Linked DNA regions of Homo sapiens: region 1 is linked to region 2. Evidence: chromatin loops called from intact Hi-C (ENCODE). Cell type or tissue: heart left ventricle. All regions are shown on one strand. Links, peaks and the distances in the headings refer to the core of each region. The heading gives the core; the rest is flanking DNA.

What was found. Peaks named below come from ENCODE experiments on the same cell type or tissue, not always from the same donor. Only the 100,000 strongest peaks of a DNase experiment are listed, where the experiment ranks them.
Region 1: it touches region 2 in a loop (1.9-fold over the local background); 14 of 110 quality-filtered maps call a loop at or near these places.

Annotation. Positions count from the first base shown.
Region 1 is chr10:48,492,134-48,495,045 of GRCh38, forward strand. All of the region lies in intron 3 of ARHGAP22 (Rho GTPase activating protein 22), which reads right to left. Among named protein-coding and RNA genes, the nearest start is that of ARHGAP22-IT1, 18 kb to the right of the region's middle. In heart left ventricle, for the core only: no CTCF peak of the experiment used is centred there; DNase peaks (open chromatin) are centred at 1,097 and 1,560.
Region 2 is chr10:48,442,928-48,445,839 of GRCh38, forward strand. It overlaps a transcript of ARHGAP22 not described here. Among named protein-coding and RNA genes, the nearest start is that of ARHGAP22-IT1, 67 kb to the right of the region's middle. RefSeq lists a silencer at 1,399-1,693 and an enhancer at 2,241-2,912. In heart left ventricle, for the core only: a CTCF peak has its summit at 1,567 (motif pointing right); no DNase peak of the experiment used is centred there.

The DNA.
Region 1 (2,912 bases), core at 144-2,643, 49 kb after region 2:
ATATGTGTGAAAGCATTTTGTAAGCTGCTGGGACTTATTCCATTATGTTCAGGTGAAAAAGTTGTCAATTGATCAAATTATATATCTGACTTAACCCTTCTTTACCAAGGTTTATTGAAAAATATTTTTTAAAACTTTTTTTTAAAAAAATATTTTTTAAAAGTGGCAGCAGCAATGTATGATTTGTCACAGGGCCCACTGTCACTCTCCTGGCTGCCTAGAGCACAGAAGCCCTCGGAGGGCCCTAGCAGCTGGGTGTCAGGGGTGAAGGCCAAGTGTCTAGATGCAGCCGTCTAGAGCAGTGTGATCCAACAGAGATATAATGTGAGCTACATGTGAAACTTCAAATGTTTTAGCAGCTACACTCAAAAAGTAAAAAGGAACAGCTGTATTTATGTTTAAAGTATATACAAAATAAATTACTTTCTTTTTTTTTCAAGATGGAGTTTCACTCTTTTTGCCCCAACTGGAGTGTAGTGGCACAATCCTGGCTCACTACAACCTCCGCTTCCCAGGTTCAAGTGATTCTCCTGCCTCAGCCTCCCGAGTAGCTGGGATTATGGGTACCTACCACCACACCCAGCTAAATTGTGTATTTTTAGTAGAGATGGGGTTTCATCATGTTGACCAGGCTGGTCTCAAACTCCTCACCTCAGGTGATCCGCCCACCTCAACTCCCAAAGTGCTGGGATTACAGGCCACTGCACTCAGCCAAAAATAAATTACTTTCAATGGCAAAAACAGCAATTACTTTTGCACCAACCTAATATTTTGTTTATTCCAATATATCTACAATAGTAGCATTAATTTCAACATGTCAATTAAAATTATTCAGATATTATACATATATTTGTACAAAGTCTTAAAAATCTAGTGTATATTTAGCACTAACAACACATCTCAATTTGGACTAGCCACGTTTCATGTGCTTAGCAGCCACATGTGGCTGGTGGCTACAGTGAGGAACAGTGTGGACTGGGGCTGGCGGTGTATGTTGCCTTTGATGGGCCATTATTTTGCCAACCACACTCTCAGGCATCCTGAGACCTGCCTGTGTGTGTGGTGTTAGCCCTGGGCAATGAGCCAGCTGGAGGTTCCTGCACAGGATCCCTAGCGGCGGCCTCACCCTGCCAGATGTACCAGGCTGAACCTCCCTGCTGTCCTCCCAGTCTTCATTCATGTCTTTCATTTCTCTTTACCTGGTTGCGGCCACCAAACACCACTTCCCTTTCAAGGGTTAATCGCCCTCCCCAGTCTCCCAGCCTGGTCCTCACAGCCTGCCAGTGACTCCAGCTATCCACTTACCCCTGGGCATACGCCTGCTCCTCTTCAGACACCTGATGGGCCAGAAGGGCATGGTGTGGAGCAGCGGGGGCTGCAGTGAGAGGAGCAGTGGCCAGACACACCTGTTGGGGTGCAGAAAACCACCAGGTGCACGAGGCACTCCTCCACTGCAGGGCTGCGGCCACTCGGCTGCCTGTGTGCTCTGCCTGTGGGCATCAGGCTGAGGCCTTTTGTCTCTCCTGGGGAACTTCTGCATTTATCAGTGCCCGAAGGCTGGGACTGTCTGGGGCGGGGCAAGAAGGACTTGCTGGGATCCCCGCCAGTGGGAGGTCGGCGTGGTTGTTCTGCATCCGCATCTGTGCCTGCCACCCTGTGCACTTGTCCTGCTGTGTTCTTGACTCCCTGAGGTGGGGGGAGTGTCCATCCTATTTATCTGGCATGTGGGAACCCCAGCTCAGTGCCACTAGCTTTATGCCTCAGGGTTCTCTCCAGGTGGACCCACCCACCAGGTATTGGAGATTAATGAATGCATGGGAGAAGCCTGATGTAAGTGCTTATGCCACATGGTCTTGAGATAGTTACTTAATCTTTCTGTTTCCATTTTCTCATCAGCAAAACAAGGCCAATAACTAAACCCACCTCCCAGGACTGTGGTGAAGATGGAATGAGACCAAGAAGCCAGAGGCTGGGCACGGCACCTGCACGTGGTACTTGGTAAGCACCTCCGTATCCTCTAAGGTAGACACATGGTCTGTGTCACAGACAGAGAAGCTGACGCTCCGTGAGCTTTCAGTGGCCCAGGGTCACCACGCTGGGAAATGGCACAGCCAGGATTTGAACTCAGCTGTTGTGGATTCTGTGCGCCAGTCAGCTGCTGCCTTTATGGTGTCTCCCTTGCCTCTGGGACAAAGGGAGCAGGAAGCAGCTCCTTCACCTAGCCTGGTCTCCTCTCCTCCAGCAGCAGTCGCCCCTCCCAGGATGTGGTTTCAGGAGCTCACACCTCAGGCAGCCCTGGAGGGCAGAGGGAGGCAATGAGCACCAAACTTTGCTCAGTAAGTACAGAGCAAGGGGCTACGCCTGTGCCGATGCCACCTGTTCATCTGCCCATCTCCCCCATTTCTCCATCCATCTGTCCACTTGTTCATCTGCCCATCTATCCATCTGCTCATTTGTCTACCCATCTATCTATCCATCCATCTGTCCGTCCATCCATCCACCCATCTATCCATCCACCCATCTGTCCACCTCTCCAGCAAAGAAAAGCAGCCCCTTAAGGGCAAAGCACAACTGCTGGAAACCCTTCAGAGGGCCTACTGTTCTTGGAATAAAACCCAACTCTGATGTGACTGTGGGCCTCCAGGTCCCTCGGACCACCTCTCCTCCCCCGGCCCATGTCCTGCTGTCAGCCACTCTAGCACCCTCTCTCCCTCAAGCTCACCCTCTTCCCACCAGAAACTTTGCATTCTCTCAGGTGCTCCAAATGCCCTCCCACCTCCTTGCATGGCTGACTCCCTCTCATTTAAAGCCTCAGCTCAAATGTACATTACAGAATCCTTCCCTGGGTGAGAGCCTTCGTCAAGGAGCTGCGCCCTCCCACCCAATTAGTCTTACACGACTTTCTCTATAGA
Region 2 (2,912 bases), core at 119-2,618:
TAGCTGTCTTGGAGTGGGGTCATCAAGCCAGCTTGTCACATGCGGCAGGGGCAGGATGCGCATCTGGGCAGGCGGGCTCTGGAGTCTTTGCTTGGAAACTGCTGTGTTCTGCTTGAGAAGCTTTATGGGAATAAAAACGTCTCCTGCACAAAAGCTGGGGGATGCTATGTAAGGTAATCATGTTTGGCATTTTTCAGGACTTCTCAAAGACCGCTGTGCATTCCTATGAACCTGCCTGCAGCTCTCTCCCTGTCATTTGGGTCATTCGCAGCAGTGTACAGACATGCTCAAGAGTTCCCATCTTTCAAAAGCTTTCTCTTTCCCCTTCCATTATCAAAATGGAAGTCAATTCATGTGAGTTAATGTAAAGCTCTCAAATGCTTTCCTATTTCCCTTAGAATAAAAATAACCTCTCACCATGGGCGATAGGCCCTCAGAGTATCTGGCCCCTGCTAGGCTTTTCATGACCCCATCCTACCCTACCCCACTTCTTCACAGACTGCAACACATTGTGAGACCCCTGTGCTCAAGTGTTGCGGGGCTTGCTTTGGGAGACAGAAGTAGTAGCAATGTGGCTGGTAGAAAAGGATGGCAATCCTGGTGCAAGTGGGGGTTCTTGGTGGAGGCAGGAGTAAGGAGACACAGCAGCAGTGTGTGGCAATGTCACAGCTGCTTAGCTAGGAACTCAAGACACCCGTGAGAGAATTACTTAGGATACTGGGAGGGCTCTGCAGGGGCCTGGGGTTCTGCATCAAAAGGAGAAGGAGAGAGTCCGGGAAATGTTGTTACTGACTCCATTTTTACCCACAGACCAGGGAAACATGGATATATGGGTTCCATTCCGAAATTCCTTCAGGAATAAGATTCATTCCTGGTCCATCACTCAAAAGCCAATTAAGACAAGGAATCTTCCTTTTCTTTCTATTTCTGTTTCTCACACACACATACCCATAAAATTGTATTTTAACTTTAAAGAACATGTGCATTCATTTGTTATTCTTTTAACATAAGACAACTCTTTGTTTTTTTAGTGAGACATTCACAATTTCCAGTATTTCTTTAAAGTCAAACACAAGTTTTACGACACTGTTGAAGTATTCTGAGAGCAGAATCCCAGATTCTTCCCATTTCTCGCTATTGCATGTTTCACTCATCCATGCTTAATTTGACAATATTTTTTAGCAACGTGCCTCTACTGAGTCTGTCTAAAGCATTCTAGGGTTTCGATGAATCAATTCCCTACCTTTTCATGTTCATAATTCATGTAATTCATGAGTCTACTTCATATTAAATGATGTAATTACAATAACAAGTACAATGGGAATCTGTCAGTTTGGGACCAGGTTCAGCAAATGTAACTCAATTGAGAGAAGTGGGTAGTGGTGGGGATACTAGAGCCCCCGCGACAGGTCAGCCTCTGTCACTCAGTGTGCCTGACAGTCAAGTCAGATGTTTTACAGATAAGATGCCCAGTGCTGGTTACACAGAGATTGGAGAACAGAACTGAATAATCATGCCAATTCATTTTGAGATAAGAATGCCATTTGCAGATCCTACTTAGCCAACAGGTGGCAGATGTGGCTCAGGCATTCATGAGCTCCTATCCCTACTGGGGACTCAGCAGGAGCCTAAGCCTTTGCCAGGATTAATGGTTGAGACAGACAGACAAGCTTCCTTTCATCATGGGAAACCCATTTCAGTCTCCTCTGCTCCTTTGATAGCCTGGTGGCATTTTCTCTCCAGGTCAAAAATCAGCAGAATTCCATAGCTGTGGCGAGAAAACTCAACAGGGTCATCAGGACGCACTGCTGTTCCCACCCAATTTCTCCAAGCCTCCGTTTCTCCTCTGAATATGGATAATAGGGCCAATTTTCTACTTCACTGCATTGCTGTGAGGACTCAAAGTCACCTCCTATTCTCTTCTCTCTCCTTGAGTAGAGGGGAGGGTAGCATCTCAACACCAGGGAAAAATCCCATCACCCAGACGGCTGGCTCGCGTGTCAGTGGCCGAGCAAAGACAGACGCCACTCTCCCCAGCCCCTCCTGAGCTCCGGCATCCAGACCTTGATGCTGCTGAGGGCCCTGAGCAGGTGCCCGCCTCCTGGTGGACGAGCCCCTGGTAGCTGCCTGGAGACAATGGGTAGCTGGCCACACTGTGGGAGCTGCCCTGCCTGCCTCACCCTGCGGGCCTGCCTTCCTGGCAGGAAGCCAGCATTTCCTGGGAGCACTGAGCCCCTGGCATTTAAAGCATCAGATGTGGGCAACATTTATACCTGACTCTAGATGGAGCTCGTTGGGCCTGAGTGACATTTCTAGAGGCTGTGGTCAGAAACTGGGCGCTCTGGTGACCACTGCTCCCTGAACAAACCCCTGCAGGTTACTGCTCAGGGGCAGCAAGGGGCCAGCCACACATCAGGACACCGTGAGGGGAGCAGGTGAAGACAGTGGTCTGACACTGCTGGTCCCAGAGGCGCTGCTGTGCTGCCTCCTGAAGCACAGTCCAGGAGCTCCAGCTGGGCCTGGCCTGGGTGCCCTGTGGGTGGGAAAGGCTTTCTGGAGGGATTTGCCCTAATGGAGCCTTCAAGTCTGTGGATAAGCCAGAGTAGGGGGGTGAACAGCAGGGAAGCGGGGGCTGGAAGGGAGCTGGGCAGGCGCCCAGAGTGAGGCATAGGCACCTGGAGTACGGTGAACAGACGTTTCCCATGGCCTTGGCTCAGCCCTCCTGTAGAGTGGCCACACTTGCCCACACCTCGCCCAAGCACAGCATCTGTGCTGGGTGCCCACTCAGGCTCTGGCCCTGGAGCAGAGCTAGGGCCATGGTGGAAAGCCCAGGGGACCTCCCAAGACAGAAACTAGCTGCAGAGGTCCAGATGGCTACGGGGCGGGGGGGAGTAAAGAAAGGCATCCCACCT